Regions from separate parts of the Homo sapiens genome. Here regions 2 and 3 are each linked to region 1. Evidence: chromatin loops called from intact Hi-C (ENCODE). Cell type or tissue: endothelial cell of umbilical vein. All regions are shown on one strand. Links, peaks and the distances in the headings refer to the core of each region. The heading gives the core; the rest is flanking DNA.

Region 1 (11,254 bases), core at 3,634-6,133:
CTGTCCTAAAACCAGACAAGGCTTACAACTTAGTTCAGAATCTGTGCCTTATCAACCAAATTGTTTTGCCTATCCACCCCGTGGTGCCAAACCCATATACTCTCCTATCCTCAATACCTCCCTCTACTACCCATTATTCTGTTCTGGATCTCAAACATGCTTTCTTTACTATTCCTTTGCACTCTTCATCTCAGCCTCTCTTTGCCTTCACTTAGACTGACCCTGACACCCATTAGGCTCAGCAGCTTACCTGGGCTGTGCTGCCGCAAGGTTCCAGGGACAGCCCTCATTACTTCAGCCAAGCTCTTTCTCATGATCTACTTTCTTTCCACCCCTCCACTTCTCACCTTATTCAATATATTGATGACCTTCTTCTTTGTAGCCCCTCCTTTGAATCTTCTCAACAAGACATACTTCTGCTCCTTCAGCATTTATTCTCCAAAGGATATCGGGTATCCCCCTCCAAAGCTCAAATTTCTTCTCCATCCGTTACCTACCTCGGCATAATTCTTCACAAAAACACAGGTGCTCTCCCTGCTGATGGTGTCTGATTAATCTCCCAAACCTCAATCCCTTACAAAACAACAACTCCTTTCCTTCCTAGGCATGGTTAGTGCGGTCAGAATTCTTACACAAGAGCCAGGACCCCACCCTGTAGCCTTTCTGTCCAAACAACTTGACCTTACTGTTTTAGCCTAGCCCTCATGTCTGCATGCAGCAGCTGCCGCTGCTTTAATAATTTTAGAGGCCCTAAAAATCACAAACTATGTTCAACTCACTCTCTACATTTCTCATAACTTCCAAAATCTATTTTCTTCCTCATACCTGACGCATATACTTTCTGCTCCCCGGCTCCTTCAGCTGTACTCATTCTTTGTTAAGTCCCACAATTACCATTGTTCCTGGCCCAGACTTCAATCTGGCCTCCCACATTATTCCTGATACCACACCTGATCCCCATGACTGCATCTCTCTGATCCACCTGACATTCACCCCATTTCCCCATATTACAAGCCACTAGCCCATCTCTTAGAACCTCTCATTTCCTTTCCATTGTAGAAATCTATCCTCAAGGAAATAACTTCTCAGTGTTCCATCTGCTATTCTATCTGCTATTCTGCTACTCCTCAAGGATCATTCAGGCCCCTCCCTTCCCTACACATCAAGCTCGAGGATTTGCCCCCGCCCAGGACTGGCAAATTAGCTTTACTCCACATGCCCCGAGTCACAAAAACTAAAATACCTCTTAGTCTAAGTAGACATTTTCACTAGATAGGTAGAGGCCTTTCCTACAGGGTCTGAGAAGGCCACCGCAGTCATTTCTTCCCTTCTGTCAGACATAATTCCTCAGTTTAGCCTTCCCACCTCTATACAGTCTGATAACAGACCAGGCTTTATTAGTCAAATTAGCCAAGCAGTTTTTCAGTTTATATCCCTTATAGTCCTCTGTCTTCAAGAAAAGTAGAACGGACTAAAGGTCTTTTAAAAACACACCTCACCAAGCTCAGCCACCAACTTAAAAAGAACTGGACAATACTTTTACCACTTTCCCTTCTCAGAAGTCAGACCTGTCCTCAGAATGCTACAAGGTACAGTCCATTTAAGCTCCTTTTTATTAGGCCCCAGTCTCATCCCAGACACCAGACCAACTTAGACTGTGCCCCCAAAAAAACTTGTCATCCCTACTATTTTCCGTCTAGTCATACTCCTATTCTCCGTTCTCAACTACTCATACATGCCCTGCTCTTGTTTACACTGCCAGTTTACACTGTTTCTCCAAGCCATCATGGCTGATATCTCCTCATGCTATCCCCAAACTGCCACTCTTAACTCTTGAAGTAAATAAATAATCTTCGCTGGAAGGACTATGCTGAACCTCCTTAGGCATTCTCTAATTAGATGTCCTAGATCCTCCCAATTCTTAGTCCTTTTATACCTGTTTTTCTCCTTCTCTTATTCCATTTAGTTTTTCAGTTCATACAAAACCGTATCCAGGCCATCACCAATCTTTCTGTATGACAAATGTTTCTTCTAACAACCCCCTCAATGTCACCCCTTACCACAAGACCTCCCTTCAGCTTAATCTCTCCCACTCTAGGTTCCCACGCCGCCCCTAATCCCGCTTGAAGCAGCCCTGAGAAACATCGCCCATTCTCTCTCCATACCACCCCCCAAAAATTTTCACCGCCCCAACACTTCAACACAATTTTGTTTTATTTTTCTTATTAATATAAGAAGGCAGGAATGTCAGGCCTCTGAGCCCAAGCCAAGCCATCGCATCCCCTGTGACTTGCACGTATACGCCCAGATGGCCTGAAGTAACTGAAGAATCACAAAAGAACTGAAAAGGCCCTGCCCCGCCTTAACTGATGACATTCCACCATGGTGATTTGTTCTTGCCCCACCTTAACTGAGTGATTAACCCTGTGAATTTCCTTCTCCTGGCTCAGAAGCTCCCCCACTGAGCACCTTGTGACCCCCGCCCCTGCCCACCAGAGAACAACCCCCTTTGACTGTAATTTTCCATTACCTTCCCAAATCCTATAAAACGGCCCCACCCCTATCTCCCTTCGCTGACTCTCTTTTCGGACTCAGCCCGCCTGCCCCCAGGTGAAATAAACAGCCATGTTGCTCACACAAAGCCTGTTTGGTGTCTCTTCACACGGACGCGCATGAAAAAAACCCTTTCATTTTACTGTGGGACGGCAACCCTTTCTGGGACCCCTCTCTGCAGCAGAGAACTGTTCTCTTTCTTTCACCTGTTAAACTTCTGCTTCTGCTCTGACCTCGTCCTTGGTGTGTCTGCATCGTCGATTTCCTCAGCTGTGAGACCAACGACTTGGGCACCCACCCAGGCAACAAGGCCTTTTCAGTAAGGGAAGTGGTAAAATGTTTTCAATCCCTGTTGCCAAAAATCGGCCTAAGGCTTCCCAAAAAAAGTAACCCAAAGCAGACATGGCAAATATTTGCTACATTTGATAATAAGCCAATAAATTATCTGCTAATAAGTGACTGAAATATTTAGCACACATCTGCCTTATTCTGATGACTGATCACATTTCTAGCTCCCCTGTGGACTAAAACAATATGCTTTCCTTCTCTACACAAGCAATGCTTTCTGCAGAGACACAAACTTTACATCTGAATACAAATGCAGCACGTTTTAATTCTGCCTCTCATTCTCCAGCAAAATCATGGGGAAGAAGGAAAACATCCTTAGTCAAAAGGGGTACAGGGACTTAGAACCTCACCATGCTGCAGTCACACAGGCAATAGAGAAAGATGGCGGTGGTTCCCTGGGGCAGTTCCCCTCTCAAGCAAGGAGACAGGGGCAGCACTCCTACCATCTCCCCAGGGATATAGGAGTTAAGAAGGAATTGCTTAGGCAGATAGCAAGGGCATGGGAGTCCTGGGTAAGGCTTTTCTTTTTAATGAAAAGCAGCCCCAAGTCATTTTCTAACAAAGAGCAGCCTGCAAGCTGGGAGCTTGCATAGGTGAATGCCAGCAGGAACTAAGGACTAGACATTTTCAAACTGGTGGCTCCATCTTCCCTTCCCTGCCAGCCAAGTGTATTGTAAGGAGCAGAGAAGATGGCTCTGATCAACTGGAAAGCCTATTTGCATAATTAGATTAGGGTGGGGCAACCAGCCTTCCCCCGCACACTATGTAGACGTCATACCTGATGGAACCAGTCTGTGAGCCCTATGTAAATCAGACACCGCCTTCTCCAACTTATTATATCTGTTTTGGTCCACTGCCTCCCCACTTTTCAGATGTCTCTCTCTCTCTCTCTCTCTAAGAGCTGCTCTCCTCTCTCCTTTCTTCTATCTATTAAATTTTCCACTCCCTAACCCACCCACATGTGATTGTGTCCTGAATTCTTGGTGTGTGACGATGAACCCCAGGGTGTATACCCCAGACAGCACAGCCACTTCACCAGCAGGGACAGCAGCTGTCACATGAACTGGAGATGAACTGGAGGTGAGTCTGATGTCTCGGAATTTTGAGGAAAGTGGGTAGAAAGTTGCCAAGCAAGCTGAAGAGACAAGCAAAAGGGATCATATTCCAGAAGAATTCTTAGCAAGACCACAGTCAGAACTTCAATCAAGGTGATTGATTGGTCTGAAAGGGGGAATAGAATGTAAATAAAATACAACCATGAGAAACCACATGTATGTTGTTGAACCTTATCTAGACACTAACTGTGAAAAAGCCAGCTTGGATTATTGATGAACGACATTCAGAAAACCACAATTTTGCCATGCTTATTTAGAGAACAGAGACAGTGGTATTATCAGCCTATAGCTCAATTGTAAAATTGGGATGACTAGATGTCCCGAGACTATTCTGTTCCTCGGCCCTCTCGACACTCACCTAAGAAGCTTCCAAATTTACCACTTCTCAGTCATTGTAAGGATGCTGCATGTCATAAGGATGATTATGGAAGATTATGGGCATGTTCTACATAGAGAACAAGAAAAGTCACAATATTTTCTTTTATAAATTTATATTTTGGAATTTATATTAGTTCCCCTAACTCTAAATAACCATGGGAATATTGACAAATTTGATTTTCCAGAACTTTAAAGCTGAGGCTAGACACTAACCACAGTGACTTTATCTATGTAGTAGCACACTCTACCAGCTGGGATGTCTGGATAACAAGTTCCCCAGATTGCAGCCTCCCTCCAGCACCAAGTAGGATTACGAGTCTGTTTGGTTTCATTTTAGCTATGTAGATTTGTCAAATTTTGTCACCTCTGGACTTCAGTTTTCTCATATGTAAAATGATGCATTGGCCTGAATGTTTTCGGAGAACCTTCAATCTCTGTGAGTCTCTTCACTGAAAAAATTGTTGACTTTCTTTTTTTTATTGTTCTGTTTTTCTTTTCTATGTCAAAAAAGCACTATGGTAAAAGTCTTTCAGTAAAACTTGAACCTTGGGGCTTGTTCCTGAGTTTGACATGTTAAACAAATGAAAGAACTGTTTTCAACTGATTAGTCATATCCTTCAATTCCTACGGGAATATGGGTTCGTTGTGCATGAGAAAGTCAGCCAACTTTGGCATGAAGATGTCTTTCAGGTAGGTAGGCCACCTGTGATGAAGTGAATCATTGAAGAAAGTCTATTTTCTTGTGGCATAAATACAAGCCTGAAGATTACACATAAGCTGTCATACACGTACCTCCTAAATGCAATTCCTCAGAAGTGACATGCTATCATCATTCACATTAATGTCTATTTGTGCAACTACATTGTTTAAAATAATCAACCAATTCATCACAATAGATATTTGGGAGGAGTGAGGGAGCTTTCTCTGTACTAATGAAAGAAATGACATTTCTGTTTACCATTTGTCAGTTTTAAGTAGTTAATAAATATCTGAAATGATTTTCATATTTTGATATGGTATTCACTTGTAAGGATATGCAATTTTTAAGAGTTATGGTGAGAATGTTTCTTCCATAACATTCAGCTTTGAAAAGTTTTAGGAAACTATTCATTATGTCTCAAAAGTTAAATGCACGACAAATGAAATGCCTCTTATTGGTTGCAATTTTCTAAAAGTAAGTAATGCCTATTACTTTGATATTTAACTCAAATATATTAACAATAATTGAAAGCTTTTGAGTGCTACAGGTTGATAATAAACCTGAAAGTATAGAATAATCATCTGTATTTTAAAATTTTTATTCTTAAGGCCAACAAAACAAAGTAAGAATTATGTCAGTGTTTCTAACTGTCCTACCCAGATCTAGCTCCTGACTGATAATTGTCAACAGAGTCAAACACGCCTTCCTAAGGCCAGCTCCACTTCTCCAAAGCAAGCTCCTCTCACTTTGCCACCCAGAAGCCACACTGGAACCTGGAATCTAAAGAATGTGTTTGCATTATCAAAGAACTCTCCCTCTCCTAAAGGGTCCACCCTGGGATTCCATTCTAGTGACTTGACAAAATGCTTCTAATTACTCCTTAGTTAGTTCCCATAATCCGCTTAAGGACTTGTTTACTTGTTGACAGGCAGGGTAGGAATTCAGCCTTGACAGTCTGTGTCAGTGCAACATCATAAATAAGATAAACATTATCTGAAGTGATCACAATGTTCTTGAACATCTGTGCAACATCATAAATAAGATAAACATTATCTGAAGTGATCACAATGTTCTTGAACATCTGAGCCGGACAGAATCAAGCCTGCGTCATCTTCCTTCTGATTTTCCAAATGAGCACACAGGAGAGGCCACTCTAAAGTCACCCTGGGAATGTGTCTGCCTCCAGCCCCATTCACGGCCCCTGGCACTGGCTTGTCATGAGATGGTGTTCAATGAATGCTTGTGGAATTGAATGAACACAATGTGGATTTACACCCTTTCCTGTCAAATAGCTAGTTCTAAAAAATACAGACCTGCACTTCAGCCATGCAATGCCTTTTAAGATGTTTCATACTCTGATGCAGAGGAAGATGTCTCTTGCCATTACAGAACCACACCGAGAAAGATCAAACAAAATCACACCAAGAAAATTCATGTGCAGATCATCTCATTTGCAATTATTGCAGCATGCACCAAGTCCAACACATTTCACCCACACTTTATCAGCAAAAAAGAAAACACCTGAGGGTCAGCGTCTTCTCCAGGTCCTGGCACAGGACTACCTGAACCACGGAGATGTTCAGTGGGTTGTGTAAATGACATTCCTTTCATGGAGACGAATGGGCACATGGCGTCTAAAAGCCATTCTGTAAGACATATTCCAAAAATAATTGTTTTAGTACCTTTTCAGACTGTGCATTTAAAAAAAAAAAAAGCCCTTAGCCTCTAGGTCACATGTACCAAACAGTAGTTCATTACGATGCAATACGGCCCCGCCACACTTACTAATTTTATACCAAGAGGATGAAATGATGTTGTCTAGGGAACAGGATAAGAGGAAAGGGGTTTAGGAACTCAGAATTTTATTCTGGCTCTGATGCTAATTTTCCTGTGACCTCAGCCAAGTCCTATAAATTGTTACTATCTGCAAAGTGAAGATAATGGACAAGTCTCACAGGATAGTTGTGGAGATTAATTAGGCAGCTCATTTGAGATTCAAAGTGCTGTGAGCCCACAAGAAAAGTCCTGGGGAAGAACAAAGGCGGGGCCCACGCTTCGTTTCAGCAGGCCGGGGACCACACCAAAGGCACTTCAGGGATGCATTTGGTGGCACCCCGGTATTTGTTAATTTACTGGTATTAGGAAGTCATTATGGTTACCAGGGGTTAATGGAAAGATTGAACTTGCTAAAATGGGCCATAGAGGCGTAAATCGAGGGCTCCTTTGTTCAAAGGAGGATTGGGCCCTTCAGCATTAAGCCTAGCTGCAGTGTGCTTCCTGGCCTTGCAGATATCTTTCAGAAATCCAAAGCAGGCTGTTGGTAGCATGAACATTTTATTTTTCAGTGAAAAATGAAATCTTTTACTTCTCAATATGTCCAAGAGAAAAATTATTTCAGAGAAAAAAAAGAGAACAAGTTAATTAGTATGCCTTTAGTGATCCTCTGATGGAAGAGTTCCATCCCTGCATCCCTTACACCTGCAGCTAGGGGGTGAATGCTCACATGCGTGCACACACACACACACACGCACACACACACACCGAGCTGAATGAGAAGTCTAGGAAGAAGCCAGCGTAACACTCAGGGAAGGAGCCCAGAGGAGTCTCCAGCTTGCACAGAAGGAACTCATGTGAAGTGCACAGCATATAGAATGAAATAGATCCCAGAGTTTTCAAAGCGAGGCTCAGCTTTGCAAGAGAAGCTCAAATGAATACAAACCAGTCAGGGAAGTTATAGAAGGAAGTGAGATGTTTGACTTTTTATGAAAGGTGTCTTTTGAGGGCAAATTTTGTGAGAGTTGTAAGAGGGAGGGAGGAGTATGGATAAAGATCAAAAGTACTACATTCCCTAGGCCTGTTTCCATGTCCCTCTCTTGGTGGAGGCCAGAGTGTGCATTTCAGTAGGTGCACTAAAATCCTGACATCTCTAACCAGCCCCGGTCGTCCTATTTGAATATGGCTCTATATAGATGACAGGCATGAAAAGCCACACGTATTGCAACAGCCATTCAGTCCTTGAAAGAGCACTGCAATTCTACCTTGCCAGGAGAATCTACTTTGTAAAGAAGAAAGGAAAGAGGGAGAAAGATAAGAGCAAGCCGTAAATAAAGCAGGACTAAGAAATGAAGCAGGAAGATGCCGCTTGAAGGACAATACAAGATGAGTAACAGGGACCAGAACACGCTACCCTAGAATATGACATGCTGGCATTTAAGGAGACAGCAGAAGCAGGAAGGTCTCTCTGACCTTCTTCCACCATTCTCCCCTGAAGCAGGCCATGAAAGAATTCTCTGGCCTTTCTCTAAAATAAGTCATAAGACTCTCATTACAGAAGACTGTTCCTTATATTGGGGGGAAAGGAATGAAGACAAAAAAACACCAAGACGAATCTGAACAAAGGCCTTGCTAAGTTCCCCTCATTTTATAACCATTAGGTCACACCCACTTTGTCCAATCATATTTCTGCATGACTGTCCAAGTCTTCATCAAACCTAAACATCCATAGATTTCCCTGTTTCCTTGGGTCTTCATTTCTGAAGGCTCCCATGTTACATAAAACTTACATTGAATACATGTATGTGCTTTCTTCTTGTGCATCTGTCTTCTGATATAGTGAGTCTCAGCCAGGCACCTCCATGGCTGAAAAGCGTAATCTTTTCTCCTCTAGGCCCCCTTTCTGCCCATTCCACTGGCTTGCACAAAGTATTGGAATACTTATTGAAGTGTCGAGTTCTAGTCACAGGGCAGTAGCTACCTTCTAGATGGGCATCCATTATTTCCACTTAATTCTCATGGCTTGAAGACACACAGTATGGTCTTGAAATGGATTAATGTCTGGAAAAGCCGACGGTGGGCCTGACACTATGCTCTGCACAACATGGATATTCTGTATCTAGACCTAAGTGCCCTCCAGAGAGAAAAGACTCATTTTTCAAGATTACTATCTCTGACATTAAGAACACTGAGCTGGGGTTTAAGGTTGCTTTCTCTCTGGTCTTGGAATTTCTGTGGCTTGGGCTGACAAACCCTGCCAGTTGTTAGGGGCAGGGTAAGGGGCAACCATTTTTCTTTAAAGTAAGGGGGGCCTTTCTCTTCCAGCCTTGCAGGAGCCTTGGTTGTCTAAGGGGAGTAACCTGGGGAAAGATCCCAAGTGCAGGATTTATCATCACAAACACAATGGAAAGGGAAGCCAGCTCCCACACACCCAAGGCAGCACGAAGCCTGTTCTTCAGAAGGAACCCTGCCCTCTCTCGGCTCCAGTCTCTCCATGGGAAGCTCTGGGCTCCCCAGCAGTGTCCACTGGCTGGCCCTGTAACTGCAGCCCAGTCTTGTCTTCTCTAAAGAACAGCATCACTGTGTCATGCAAAATCCTCCAACACTTTGACTATGTCCTACCACAACAAACCTACAACATATGTACTTGGCTTTCCAGATTTCTCATAACATAGCTCTGCCCTGCCTATTCGTAAGCATTTCCCAATATTTCCCCAAACCCACTGGGGCCACTTGGGCTTGGCAGTGCATCGTCTTCCCCATGATCACGCCCTGATGCACCTGCCTGAATGTCGCCCAGCGAGTGGCTTGCATTTCCCAAGGGATCAGACCCGTCCTGTCTCCCTACTGAAATCCTTCCCCAAAGACCTTCACTGACATTGCCATGACCCAGGGAACTCCCTCAGCATGGAATTTCTTGGCCATTTGTATTTTTGACTCCAGGGCTTCATGTTAAGTCACTGTGTTTGCTCATCACCTTTTTTAAAGAAGACCCTGCCCATCACCCTTTCAACCTCCACCTTGCTTAATTTGTCTTCATAGCATTTATCATTAACTTAAATTAACTTACATAGTTATTTAGTAATTTTCTCATGATCCTAGTGATAGATATATCCCATGACGGCCTGTACTTTGTTTATATTGTAAACAAAATGTGTCCCCATTGTCTATATCTGCATGGAAAACAAGAACACAATTAACCACAAATGTTTGCATGGCACCTATGTTGGAGCACACCATTCTAAAAGCTTTCTTTATTTTATTAATTTAATCCCCACAATAATCTGATGAGGTGAGTATAATTCTTTCTTTCCTTTTTTTTTTTTTTTTTTTGAGACAAAGTCTCACTCTTGTCCCCCAGGCTGGAGTGCAGTGGCATGATCTTGGCTCACTGCAATCTCCCCCTCCCTGGTTGAAGTGATTTTCCTGCCTCAGCCTCCCAAGTAGCTGGGACTACAGGGGTGCACCACCACATCTGGCTAATTTTTTTGTATTTTTAGTAGAGACAGGGTTTCACCATGTTCGCCAGGCTAGTCTCAAACTCCTGACCTCAGGTGATCTGCCCACCTTGGCATCCCAGAGTGCTGGGATTATAGGCGTGAGCCACCACACCTGGCTGAAGTAAGTATAATTATTACCCCATTGACAGATGAGAGAACTGAATAACAGAGGGTGCGCATAAAACCCTTATGCACACTGCTAGTATGTGGCCGAGCCAAGACTCAAGTGCAAGAGAGTTGGGTCCAGAGCTCGAGAGTTTAGCTGATGGATGCTACATCATGCATACTCAATAATTACTTTGAATGGTCAGAATAGTAAAAATCATTTTCTATCAAATGTAGGTTCTTTATGGCATGGAAGCAGGCATGCACTTTCTAATCCCACCCCCATCTCAGATCTAAGCAGGTAACATGACCCTTAGTAAATTCAGTGCCCCAGGACTAGCCAATACCACAGACCCTGTATCTGTGCACATGACTACGTGCACACGACTAAGAAAACTCTTCACCAGCTCTTCAATCTCTGCTCCATACATCAAGGAACACTTGGGAATTGCTTTGCAGGAAGAACTTTAAAAACAAAAATGATGCCTGTTAATATGTAAGTCTCTTATCAAGAAGTGCTCAGGCACATGACCTGTAGAAGCCTGATGGTAACTTGGATTTAAAGGGGCCTGGGTCCCAATGCCATTATCTTGCCAAATGACCTTGAAAAAGCCTTTAGCCATGTGCACCTCAGTTTGGTCACCTGTACAATTATGATGACACTGGTATCTCCTTCCTAAAGTCTATGTGCCTCAAACACAGTAAGGACGAAGAGACATTAACTATCATCATTATTAAATATCATCCACGACTCACATCCTACTTGGATGGGAGGAAGGGAG
Region 2 (11,254 bases), core at 4,951-7,450, 72 kb after region 1:
AACTGCTCAGGTCTTTCGGAGAAGGCCTCTCTATGGAACTGCTCATGATTAGAGTGGGCTTATGGCTTTTCAGAATGAAAATCACAAAGATAAAGTGTCATTTCTATCACATTATATCCCGGGTGCATACTGTCAACATTACTTCTTTCTGCAGATGGTGACCTTGATCACCTGGTTAAGGGAGTCTTGGTCAGGTTTCTCCACCATAAATTTGCTCCTTTCCTCTGGTCCTGTACAATCAGAAGGACGTCACTGTTTGCATACTACACTTAGCGAGTGGGGAGTTATGCTCCCTCTCCTTGAGAGTGAAGCATCTGCATACATTATTTGGAGTTCTTCTGCATGGGAGATTTGTCTATTCTCTCTATTTCTTTATCCAGTCAGTCATTTGTATCAGCATAGAAAAATTGGTATGTATTTTAAATTTGGGTTATAATCTGACAACACTTTAAGTATTTTGTTTCTCATATCATCTTGTCAACATGTATGTATATTAGTAGAATAAATTTCTGGAAGTGGAATTATTGAATCAAAGATTATATACATTTTAAATTTTGATAAATGATCAGATTGCTCACCTTAAAAGTTATTCACATCTACTCTCCCCCAAGAAAAGCCTGAAAACATCTGCTTCATGATACCCTTGTTAATACATTGTGTTATAAAATGTGATAAGAATTGCCAGACCGGAATCTCAGTATGGTTTTAAGCATTTATGTCTTTGCTATTTATTAATTATGTATCACTTACTAAAATGAAATTTAATTTCTAATATTGGTCTATGGAGATATTCTATATAATTAGTTATTTCGAAAACCTATCATAGGCTGAAAGAATTCTATACTTGTTTTTGTCTATAATTCTCATGATTTCATTTTTATCTAGAAGATTTGCTTTCCTATGTTAATAATGTTATTTTATGCATAAAATTTCATGCCTTCAGTCTTCACTGTGGATAGCAACAATTAACATATAAAATGCCTTTGTCTTTTTTTTTTTGGTGTTTTTTGTTTGTTTGTTTATTTTCCAGAATGCAACCCTATCTGATATTAAGATTCTGACCCTTTACATTCTTGGCATTTTCATAGTATGCCATTCTCATCATGTTAACTTAAATATTTCTGAATTACAACTTTTTAGTTTGTCTCTTAAATATATATGTGCCGATTTCTTGCTTTGTTTTTTTCCCAGTTTTATTGGGGCGTGATTGACAAATAAACATGGCATATATTTAAGGTGCACAACATGATGACTTGATACGTGTACACATCCTGAAGTGATTCTCCCAATCAAGCTGAGTCTTTTTCCTTTACTAGTTAAGAGGATGTCAGATATATTGATCACTTTTACATGGAAAGCTTTCTTTGTGTTCTAGCGTTTTATGTATATTTTTTGCTATTATAAATCTTACACTACATAATATTTCACTACATGTCTTCTATTTATTTTTTCTGTTGATCTGAATTTTTTTTTTAGTTTTCAGACTAACTTTACCTGTAACTTTATATAGTATACTTCATTAAATACGTATGTATTTTTGGTAACAGCCTTATTGAGATAGAGTTCATATACACTACATATACCATAAAATTTACAGTGCACATTCACTGTTTTTCAAATTTATATATTTACAGAAATGTACCACCATGACCACACTCAGAACATTTTCATTATCCCCAAAGAAACCCACACCTTCTGTCATCTCTCAGCCCTGCCAGTCCCCTCTCCAGCCTTAAGCTACCCACAAATCTACTTTCTGCATCTATAGATTTGCCTCTTGTGGGCATTTGATACAAATGCAGTGTGAGGTCCATTGAGCCTCACTTCTAACAAACAGGGCAGGACAGAAATGATGACATGAGTTTCAAGGCCTGCCTCTTGTTCTCTTGGGTCTCATTCTGGAGGAAGCCAATTGCCGTACTGCGACTGTAGAAGACGCCCAAGCAGCCTCACCGATGCCGGCACTGCCTTCCATCCTGTGAGAAGGCACCTTGGACACAGACCCTCTGGCCCAGGCAGCCTCAGATGCCTGGAGTCCCAGCTGCCATTCTGATGGCAACCTCACTAGGCACCCTGAGCCAGAACTGCCCTTAAACTGCTCCCAAATTCTTCATCTGCAGAAAAGATATGGATAATATGTCGTTTTTGGTGTGTTGTTGACACTAAGTTTTTGAGTAATTTGTTAGGCAGCAACAAATAATGAATACAAATATTTTCCATTATTTCCCTGCCACTGTGGAAAAATCTACAGAAGTTTAGTTTTTCTTTCCTTCTACCTTCTAGACGAACTTTTCATTTGCCTTTTATGGTTGGCAGAATAATGCCACCCTCTCTCCAAGATGTGCTTCACCTAATCCCTGAAAACTGTGGATATGCTACCTTAAAATGGTAGCAAGGGACTCTACAGATGGGATTAATTTACTGATATTGGAGTGGGAAGATGATTATGAATTATCCGGGTGTGTTTAAGGGCCTTGGTAAGAAAAAGGCAGGAGCACTAGAGGCAGAAAAAGAGCTGTGAGGACAGAAGCAGAGGTCAGACAGATTTGCAGATGCCATGAGGCTGGTTTTAAAGGTGGAGGGAGGAGCCGTGAGGAAGGAAGTATAGGTGCTGGGCAAGGTGAGGAGGTGGATCCCCTCTAGAGCCTGCAGGAGGAATGCAAGTGTGTCAGCACCCTGATTTCAGCCCCAGAAGACTAATTGGACTGCCAATCTCCAGAACTGTGAGATCATAAATTTGCAGTATTTTCAGTTACTAAGTTTGTGTATTTTTCTACAGTAGCAATGGCAAACAAATACATCTTCTAACCTCAGGGTCCTTTAAGGTTCAGAAAGTTTACTAGCTATGTCTTATGGTTGTCTTTTCTACATGGATTTTCCTCGGGACATAAGATACCCTCTCAAACTGGAAATGTAAATATTTGTTTTTTGAAGTTTTTTAAAATAATGTTTTTTGAATATTTTACTCTTTTGTTATTTTGATACCCTATGTGATGGTTAATACTGAGTGTCAATTTGAATGGACTGAAGGATGCAAAGTATTGATCCTGGGTGTGTCTGTGAGGATGTTGCCAAAAGAAATGAACATTTGAGGCCGGGCGCGGTGGCTCACGCCTGTAATCCCAGCACTTTGGGAGGCCGAGGCGGGCGGATCACGAGGTCAGGAGATCGAGACCATCCCGGCTAAAACGGTGAAACCCCGTCTCTACTAAAAATACAAAAAATTAGCCGGGCGTAGTGGCGGGCGCCTGTAGTCCCAGCTACTTGGGAGGCTGAGGCAGGAGAATGGCGTGAACCCGGGAGGCGCAGCTTGCAGTGAGCCGAGATCCCGCCACTGCACTCCAGCCTGGGCGACAGAGCGAGACTCCGTCTCAAAAAAAAAAATAAAAAAAAAAAAAAAAGAAATGAACATTTGAGTCAATGGGCTGGGAAAGTCAGACCCACCCTTAATCTGGGTGGGCACCATCTAATCAGCTGCCAGCATGGGCAGGATATTAAGCAGTCAGAAAAATGCAAAAAGGCTAGATTGGCCTAGGCTCCTGGCCTAGGCTCCCAGCCTACATCTTTCTGCTGTGCTGGATGCTTCCTGCCCTCTAACACAGAACTCTCAAGTTCTTCAGTTTGGGGACTCAGACTGGGCTTCCTTGCTCCTCAGCTTGTAGACGGCCTATTGTGAGACCTTGTGATCATGTGAGTTAATACTTAATAAACTCCACTACATATATATATAGATATAGATATAGATATAGATATCTCCTAATAGTATATATATATATCCTATCAGTATATATATATATCCTATTAGTATATATATAATATATATCCTATTAGTATATATATAATATATATCCTATTAATATATATATATATCCTATTAGTATATATATATCCTATTAGTATATATATATATATCCTAATAGTATATATATAATATATATCCTATTAGTATATATATAGTATATATCCTATTAGTATATATATAGTATATATCCTATTAGTATATATATAGTATATATCCTATTAGCATATAGTATATATCCTATTAGTATATATATAGTATATATCCTATTAGTATATATATAGTATATATCCTATTAGTATATAGTATATATCCTATTAGTATATATATAATATATATCCTATTAGTATATATATAATATATATCCTATTAGTATATATATAATATATATCCTATTAGTATATATATTATATATATCCTATTAGTATATATATAGTATATATCCTATTAGTATATATATAGTATATATCCTATTAGTATATATATTATGTATCCCATTAGTGTATATATATATCCTATTAGTGTATATATATATCCTATTAGTATATATATATACACACTATATATATATATCCTATAAGTATATATATATATACACACTATATATATATATCCTATACTATATATGTGTGTATATGTATATGTATTTATATGTATATATGTATATACACACATATATATGTGTATGTGTATATATATAGTGTGTGTGTATATATATATATCCTATTAGTTCTGTCCTTCTAGAGAACCCTGACTAATACACCCTACTTAGGTAAATCCATCACACTTTCTAGATTTTACTTGCCTTGTTCCATAACTACTGTTTTTCACTGTAATCCCATTAACTCTTTGCTCATTTTCTTTATATTTTGAGTGTTTTTCTCAGTACAGTCCATTATGTGCAGAGCTGTATTTTCATAGTATTTCTCCTTAGTGCTGCTTCCCATTTAGCTATCATTTTTTCCTGTGCATTTATATTTTTCACATTTTTTCCTGAGCTACACCAGCTCACATAGCACATTCTTCTGAGGTCCCAATATATCACCCATGAACTAATGTGTTTCTGCTGCGTGTTTTGTTTATACAGATGATGGTTTCATTTTGTTGGTAATTTGTGAAGATAGGTTGGATCATAATCTCTCTTTGTGGTAGCGTTTTTCTAATGCAGGTTTTTGTCTGCATTAGAAATTAATTTCTCTGTTCTTTCTTCCCATTTGTAGAATTGTACAATCTTTGTATATTTTGCTTATTCCTTTTAAATTATTTCTCGAATATTTCTCATGTTTGAACAAGACAAGCTCTCCACATATTGACTATCTGTAGGAAGTCCATGTGGGACCTGGGGCAGCGTGTGCTTCAGGATGTTAGGAATTCTCAGAATGACTCAGGACTATGGAGTGCAGATGAGCTTCTGGACTCTCATTTCCTTTCATCCAAGCAGGATCAACATTCGGGGGACTCCCAGTGGAACTTCTCCTTGCCTCACCACCTGCCTCATGTTGTCACCAAGGACAACCTTCTGAAGACACTTTGGCACGGTGCTCTCTCAGCCACTTTTCCTCAACTTTCTCTCAGAGCCAGACGAACTCTGGGGACGCTCTCAGGGCCGGGCAGAACTCATCCCCATCCTGTGACCCGAGTTTAGATCTAACCTGCATGGCTGCCATCTACCTTGAACAAGTGGACTTTGATGGCCTTTTCTGAGGTCTGGGACCATAGGTGTCCACCCTCGAGGGTTTCCATGTTTGATTGTCACTGCTTTTGAGAGGCTAGGCTTCTGTTTTATTCTTTCTTTCCTTCATTTTTATTTTTCTTTTTTAAAAATTAAAGATGAAGTTCATTTGTTTGTTTTGCTTCTTATTTTGGAGTTAGTTTCTACAGGAGGAGGAAAAGAAGCCAAATTTTATTCACCAAATTCAATTCAAAATTAAATACAAGTCAAAAGCAGAAATTCTTACCAGCTCTGGCTTGATGAGGGATCTATCTTGTTTCAAAGGATTTCTCAGAAAGAAATTTCCAACACCTTCTTTTGTGCTTCATACTGGCATCCCTAGATTATTTAAATCTTGATACAGTCATTTGCTGTAGTAGACATTCCCACAATCATTAGATTACCCACTTATTTGAGAAGCATGTTTTCCATGCCTTCAAGTAAGTGAATGATAAAAGCATTTGACTGGATTTAATCGTATCAGAACCTTTTGGCTTACTGCTAATGACTTCCTTTCAGGCTGATATCAGTACATTAATCACCACTTTTTAAAAAAATAGTTATTCACTGCTTTACGTTGCATCCGATTTTGCTATCAGTCCATTCATGTCATCCTGCTGTGCTTCCGTGAACATATTAAACAGAACTCTGTCACATGCTTTGATGGAACCCAGCTACCCCACATCTATGTCATCTTCCAAGCTGCCAGTCCAGTCAAATGTCAGAAAGCAAATGAGGTGTGACTCGCTGTTAGTGAAGCCATGCTGACTCCTGAAAATCATGACTGCTTTTTCTAAAGGGCTTATAAGTCTGTAGCACAATAGTCCATTCCACAGGTTTACCAGAAAATACCATCAAGTATGACTATTTGAGGTTTCCAGGACTCGTGGCTTTGCCCTTTCACTTTCTTTGTGATTCTTCAAAGATAGTTGAAATTGGGTTCTGCACACTTTGGAGTAAAATCCAGCTCTACCTGGAACCTCAGCCCCATGCACGTCAGCTGCTCTTATTGCCTCTGAGCTCCGGGACCCCACTTCCCATTGCACCCATTTGTTCTCCCTGCTGCCCCTAAAGATGGATCTTAAAGGAGAAAGTTGGGGGGAAAAAGGAGCAGAGGAGCAGCTTTGTCCTCTCTCATCTCTCTTATCTGCTCATTGATCCCAGATTGTGGGCTCATGCAGTTCTCCCTAGGGTTGCCTGTTCAGAGCAGTCCTGAAAGTTACTCCTGGCTGTCAGTCCTGTGGCATATCATGAATCCTCTCGGAGCTAGATCTCACCCTTTTGTAAGTGGGGACAATCAGCCCTGCCTGATAGGACTTCTCAATGGCTGAGATAAGACATAGAACAGCATATAATGCCTGACACCTGGGAAGCACAGAATAAATATTAAGTCTCTTATTGTGATCATCATTCTCCATGGCAGATTAAAGGGTAGGCTCATTACTCATTACTTTTAATGGCAAAAGCTGCAATTACTTTTGCACCAACATAATACAACAACTATGGAAAACAGTGTGGAGATTCCTTAAAGAACTAAAAGTAGATCTATCATTTGATCCAGCAATCCCATACTCTTGTGTATCTACCCGGAGGAAAAGAAGTCATTGTGTGAAAAAGATACCTGCACGTGCAAGTTTATAGCAGCACAATTTGAAATTGCAAAAATATACAACCAGCCAGATGCCCACTAATCAATGAGTGGATAAAGAAAATCTGATATATACCTATATATCACATGTATATATATCTATATCTATATGTGTGTGTATATATATATATATACACATACACATAGACACATGGAATACTACTCAGCCTTGAAAAGGAATGAGATAATGGCATTCGCAGCAACCTGGGTGGAATTGGAGACCATTATTCTAAGTGAAGTAACTCAGGAATGGAAAACTAAACATCATATGTTCCCACTCATAAGTGGGAGCTAAGCTATAAAGATGCAAAGGCATAAGAATTTTACAATGGACTTTGGGGACTCAGGGGAAAGGGTTGGAGGGGGATGAGGGATAAAAGACTACACATTGGGTACAGTGTACACTGCTAGGGTGATGGGTGCACCAAAATTTCAGAAATCAACACTAAAGAACTTATTCATGTAACCAAACACCACCTGTTTCACCAAAACCTATTGAAATAATAAAACTGAATTCTTCAGAGAGATCCCTTTAGAAAAAGCATTTTATTATCAGCCTTCCCAATTCTTTTTTTCACCAAGTTCACTGGTGATATAATAATTAGGATTTTTAAAAATTACTTATGTGTTTTAAAGTGATGCCCTCTTTCAGAGTCTCTGACCATGGATTACACCCGTTTCATCATTGCTCCCACCTTTGGCCTTTCCCAAACCAGGTCCTCCCTGAATTCCTTTCTGGAAAGACCTGGGATAGAATTGACCAAGCCATCTTTCACTTTCTTTCTTTTCTCTTCTTCTGCATAGCTAACAGATCTATCAAGTTCTGCTGATTTTACTTCCATGCACTTGTTGAATCTGCCTTGTTCTCTTCATCACTCTTGCTACCACCTCACACTGTTTCCTTGCTTGTGCCCTTTCTGTGAGTTGGTCATATTCCCTGCCACCAGATCTGCTCTCTGCTGCCAGAAGGGTATTTCCAAGACCCTATTTTAATAGCACTACCAGATTGATAAACATTCTGTAACATATTGAAAATTTTTCTAGGTCAGGCATGGTGGCTCATGCCTATAATCTCAGCTCTTTGGGAGACTGCAGCGGGCGGATTGCTTGAACCCAAAAGTTCAAGACCAGCCTGGGCAACATAGTGAGACCTCACTCCTACAAATAATAATAATTAAAAAAATAGCTGGGCCTGGTGGCTCATGCCTGTAGTCTCAGCTACTTGGGAGGTTGAGGTGGGAGGGCCAGTTTAGTCTGAGAGGTCAAGGCTGCAATGAGCCATGACTGTGCCACTGCATTCCAGCTTGGGCAACAGAGTGAGATCCGAAAAGAAAGAAAAGAAAAGAAAAGAAAAGAAAAGAAAAGAAAAGAAAAGAAAAGAAAAGAAAAGAAAAGAAAAGAAAAGAAAGAAGGAAGGAAGGAAGGAAGGGAAAGAAAGAAAGAAAGAAAGAAAGAAAGAAAGAAAGAAAGAAAGAAAGAAAGAGAAAGAAAGAAAGAGAAAGAAAGAAAAAGAAAGAAAGAAAGAAGGAAGGAAGGAAGGAAAGAAAAAGAAAGAAAGAAAGAAGAAAGAAAGAAAGAAAAAAAGAAAATTCTTCTAAATCAATAATCAAGAAATGTAATTGCCAATTTAAAAATCAAATATTATGACTGATTATATCATGTTTAGATTTATCTCACGTATCAGCAATTAATATACAAACATGATAAATTTAACAAAGTGACTCTTCTATAAGCATTAACAAGTTTTCTTCAATTAAATTTAGAACTTTGAAGGACAGTGATCCTAATAAATAATTATTATAAACTTATAAAAAGAGAATACATTTTTTTTTACCCATTGATGTTTCCTGTAGTTGTCTTAATTCATGGATCTACCTGAAAAACTGTGGGTTAATTTTACCTTCTTATTCTGGCTTGAAAATTTTTAATGGAGCTGTTTTGGTGGTGTAACCCATTAAATGGTCATCAAAATGCATGAGGGAAGAAAAATGCTAGATGAACTATGAGTCATTGGTACTTACTAATTCTTCCATCAAAGCTTTTAAAGTGTTTACTCTCGTTCGAATAAAATCTACTATGGGTAAGAAAAATTTAAGTAGGATGTTTGTCCAGAGAAATTTGAGTCTAAATGCACAATTAAATTACCACTTAGTAGCAAAATTTATTATTTGAAATATCTTCCAAATATCTGTGAAAATGAATGACAAATCTTATCACATTCTAACTCCCGAAGATTTTTTAATAGCACATGTTTGAGATATAATCACTGTTTGAAGTTGTAATCTAAATGCTTTTAACTTTGTCATTACTGTTGTAGTTTCACTGACTTGAAAAAAATACTTTAAAATAATGACTAAGGAGATTCTTCACTCCTACTATTTCCCTGCAAGGAATAAGGACAGGGTGCTTGGTGCAATCACTCAGTAGATAAATTCTTGTTACATTAACAGTTTAAGTGAATAAAAGGAGACCCATACAGAAGAAGTAAAGTGACTCATAGAATTAGAATTTCCTAAGATCTACAAATTGATCTTATACTTTGAATAATACCATACCAACTTTTTGCATTTGTTTCAGGAACTTTAAAAATTGAACTACTAATGTAAAAATAAGCCAGGAAAAAAAACAAGAGGAATGAAGAAGAGAGAAGTACCCAGAAACCACATGAAAATGTCCAAATATAGAAGTGGACGTGACCAAAGGTGAATTTCTTTAATTTGTCCAGAAAAATAAAGCATGTGTTTCTGGCACTGTACCAAACTTGTGTAGGTGTTACTCTGTTTGCCATTTTTGGTTGTATATATCTTGAAGATTCTTTTAAAGACAGTTCCATCCTCAAATAGGATAATTACTAAATAGATGCTACATTCAGAGGATGTTATACAGGAAAAAAAATGACAGAAATGCCTAGTATACCAGTGTAGCACAAAGAGAAGTGGATAAGTCTCTAGGGGAGGGGATGAGGCTGTTAGAGAAGAAAAGGTGAGTTAGCTGCGTTGAATTGAAGGGTGAGCTGAATATTGTGTGCAGGCAAAGAGCTAGGGAAGGTCTGTTAAGCAGGGACCACATCCGATGCAAAGGCCCAGAAGCAACAGCACAGGCTGCTTAGCAAGCTGCAATGTTTGCTGTGGATGGAGCACAGAGTCTGGAAGGAACATGGAGTACAGGTTGAAGCTGGAAGCCACGGAGGTAAAAGAAGGCATCATGTTTGGTACAGAAGGTTGTTTCAGTAAATGTCCTATTACCTTAAGACCACCCTCAATAAGGGGCAGAGATTCTAAGATTTAAAAAAATCACCTGAAACCCATAAATACACATCAGTAATTACAAACACACGTCAAACACTGAATTAATAAATATGTTTTCAGGGTGCGAAGAGATGGTGTCACGAATAGCTTTCTCCTGGGGCACGACCTGGATTCTGTCCCAATCATGCTGCCAATACATTGGCAAACCAAACAAAAGTTTCTAGTTTTCTTACTCTTTGTAAGTCACAGTGCTCTCTGCAGAAAGAAAGAATAATAATTGTAAACTTGGAGAAATAGCTTAAATGCTAAGCACATAATTATTACTTCTCTAAAAACCTTTGCAAGCAAGAGTAATCACCCAGATATTGGCAAATCTGAACAGTTCTGCCATTTCCAATGGTGTGATAGTGTTTAGCATCATAATTACAAGATTTTTAGAGACGTATAAAGGAATAGTAATTACAAATTTTAAAAATATACTATACATAATTAAAAGTCAATACACTGCTGTTCACTCACATTTACTGTAATAATAGAGTATGAACAGACAATACAATTGGGTCGAAAGGGATGTTCTCTGAGAGCTAGGACATCCGGAATGAAGTCTTGGTTGATGGCCTTCTAGAGTATAATGATAAGGTGGCAAGTGCTGGTTACATATGTCTTCAAATCGCGGGGACTGAGTAGATGCTATCCTTTACCACGTACAACCAGTCACCTTGGATCATGGCTGAGAGGCATGAAAAATTCTTTTAAATCCCTGATTTTCTCTAGTGTTCCATAATTAAATCACATAAAATCTGGCATGAGAAAATTTAATACATTTCTAAGAAATAATTGACTTGGAG
Region 3 (2,500 bases), core at 1-2,500, 69 kb before region 1:
CTATACATCTGACAAAGGACAAATATTCAGAATCTACAAGGAGCTCAAACAAATTAGCAAGAAAAAAGCCAAACAATCTTATCACTTTCATTTTCGAGGGGTATTTTTTATTCAGTGTAGAATTTTATGTTGACTTTTTTTTTTTTTCTCTCAGTAATTTAACCAGGAACATGTTGGCTTCTGGCTTCCAGTGTTTCCATGAAGACATCAGCTTTCACTCTTACTGTAGTTCCTCGCTGGGCTGTGCTGGAGAACCAGTCTACCCCTGGTTCTCTCCTAATCCTCAGGCTTGATCCGCCTTTGCCTTTCATTGCGAGGTCTTTGTTCCTCAGCCCTGAAAGATGACAGCAAATCTAGCCCTGTGTTTCAGAGCTCCCAGCCTGACTCTGCAGCCTTGTGCCCCACACACTTTCAAAATCCAGAAAATGTTTTAAGATGAGACTGGTCACATGCTAGAGGCCATCATCACCCCTGCCAGGGTTTTACTTCTGAAGCACCTCTGTCACTGTAGGAGGTTTCATTCTGCTTTCTATAAACTTTGGCCTAGGGCGCCCATCACCCATGCAGGTGAACAGCTAAATGAGTGTCCCCTGTGGACGATGGCTGTGCATTTGAGGACCTATAAGTTTCCAATTTGTTTCTTTAGTCCCATGAAACTCCAAAATATCATGTGGTTTATCTTCCTTCCAGAAAAAACTCTCTGGATCTGGGGAAATGCTCAGAATTGGCAAATGTCCCCGGGAGGAAAAAAGCAGCTGGTAATTATCTGTTCACCTCAAAAAGCTTCACTCCATCTGGAATTCTCTCCATTTGTCAGAATTTCCTGATGTTTTAGAAAAATGACTCTTTTTTGAAATTTTTACAACAGGAACAATAACATGCTATAGCTCTCCAGAAGTGAACGTTCCTCAGTTTGTTTTCTAAATAAATGAATATGAAGTTGTGTCATTTAGGAAACATGGTGTCTTAAGAAAACTTGGGGAAAATAATCAGTTGACATGGTAGCGATATTCTTCCATCAGTTAAATGTTGTTTCCTGATCTGGTGACATTGTTTTCAGAGATCACTACTGTATGCTGAGTGTGTGCCAAGGAACATAAATATGAATGTTCCATGTCCACACTAATGAGACTGAAGGGAATGTAACCAGCACAGCACACACTGGTGGAGGATGACGGAGGAGCTGGCACACACTCCTGGACAAACATAGATGACTGTGGTCCCATTCAGAAAAAGAAGGGAAGAGGAACATGGTACAGGGGACTCTGATCCTTAGCCTGTATCAGATCCTAGACCACAATAGTTGGGTTAAGCACAGTAGACTCACAGCTAAAAGCATATCTTCTTTTGAGAATTGTCTACTCATGTCCTTAGCCCACTTTGAAAGAAATTATAGATGATGCGAACAAATGGAAACACATCCCATGGACTCTTGGGCCAGGCTGCCAGGATCTGTCATTTTCCATGTGGCTTTGGCCAGATTACCTGACTGCCCTGTTCCTGTTTCCTGATCTGCAACATAGAAGTACCCACTTTACAGGGCTCTTAAGAGCTGACGAGTTAATGCCTGGAAGGTGCTTACGAAAGCACCTAGCACACGTGTAGCCAAAGTGTTCACTAAATAACCTGATTTCATGCAAGCTCCCACCACCCTGCTTTCTTGGCTCACTCTGCTGAGAGTAGAAGCAATCTGGCTTCCACAAGCATCTGCCCAACAGAATTTCTCATTTCCAGGCCATTCTGATGCAGCCCTAAAGAATAAAAAAAAAATACCCTTTTAAGAGGCCCACTCTGCTCTGCAGCTCACTCTCTGTTATGTCTAGAAATTGCTTTAGGGACTGAGTAACCATAGTCCTCTTTTCTACCCTTAAGCTCTTCTTTCCTCTGGTTGTCTGTAAATTCAACTGGGGAGGCTCCTTTTACTAATAACCAGCTCCAGAACTCTAGTTACAGACTCTGAATATGGGTTTGACCTTCATGCTGTAAACATCATCTCCTTGATCCCAGCCTTTAAAATCCTCTTTCTGGGGGAAACAGTAGGCTCAGGTGTTGGTGTTAGAATTGGGCCTGGATGGAACACTCACTCCCTTTGCTGCTTTCAAGTGACTGTTTTCTACATAAGTGCATAACCACTTGTGTTCTGTTTTGTTTTATTTTCTCTCATTTTAATGGAGAGGGTTGTGATGAGATAGAAGAAGTGCTGGAACAAAGTAGTTAGTGCTTTGGAGGTAGGATGAGTCATCTCATTTCCTCTGAATTCTCCCCAGTATTCCTATTCGGATTTCCAGAATCTCATTTTTTTTTTAAACCAGTATACTTCCTTAGAATTGCCAGAAAAATTGATATCTGCAATGTCCAGCTACTACAGACTTCTGGCGGCTGGCAGAAGAAGGGTGACCCCAGCTACATAGCCAGCTTGTCTTGTGCCCTAGCTGAAGTCAGGGGGTAAGCTTGGTCTGCAGGGTGTCTCTCTTCAGGGGCCATAGTGACACAAGATGAT

Evidence for each region. Hi-C counts contacts between places; a loop is a spot of excess contacts. Peaks named below come from ENCODE experiments on the same cell type or tissue, not always from the same donor. Only the 100,000 strongest peaks of a DNase experiment are listed, where the experiment ranks them.
Region 2: a loop joins it to region 1, with 9 times the contacts of the local background. A loop is called at or near these places in 3 of 110 quality-filtered maps.
Region 3: a loop joins it to region 1, with 6 times the contacts of the local background. A loop is called at or near these places in 4 of 110 quality-filtered maps.

The regions. Positions count from the first base shown.
Region 1 is chr13:109,268,439-109,279,692 of GRCh38, forward strand. It overlaps LOC130494219 (a long non-coding RNA gene), which reads left to right and starts at 3,765. Exons shown (of 2, transcript NR_185888.1): 1 at 3,765-3,981; 2 at 9,193-10,074. It overlaps LINC03061 (long intergenic non-protein coding RNA 3061), which reads left to right. Exons shown (of 2, transcript NR_185883.1): 2 at 1-2,637. RefSeq lists an enhancer at 2,309-3,037. In endothelial cell of umbilical vein, for the core only: no CTCF peak of the experiment used is centred there; a DNase peak (open chromatin) is centred at 4,933; H3K27ac peaks cover 1,857 bases.
Region 2 is chr13:109,339,546-109,350,799 of GRCh38, forward strand. No RefSeq gene overlaps it. Among named protein-coding and RNA genes, the nearest start is that of LINC00399, 56 kb to the right of the region's middle. RefSeq lists an enhancer at 9,238-10,437. In endothelial cell of umbilical vein, for the core only: no CTCF peak of the experiment used is centred there; DNase peaks (open chromatin) are centred at 5,196 and 6,146; H3K27ac peaks cover 1,927 bases.
Region 3 is chr13:109,203,291-109,205,790 of GRCh38, forward strand. The region is part of intron 34 of MYO16 (myosin XVI); the gene reads left to right. LOC124903207 (a long non-coding RNA gene) reads right to left here. Exons shown (of 2, transcript XR_007063864.1): 1 at 1-2,500. Among named protein-coding and RNA genes, the nearest start is that of MYO16-AS1, 37 kb to the left of the region's middle. In endothelial cell of umbilical vein, for the core only: no CTCF peak of the experiment used is centred there; a DNase peak (open chromatin) is centred at 1,101; H3K27ac peaks cover 404 bases.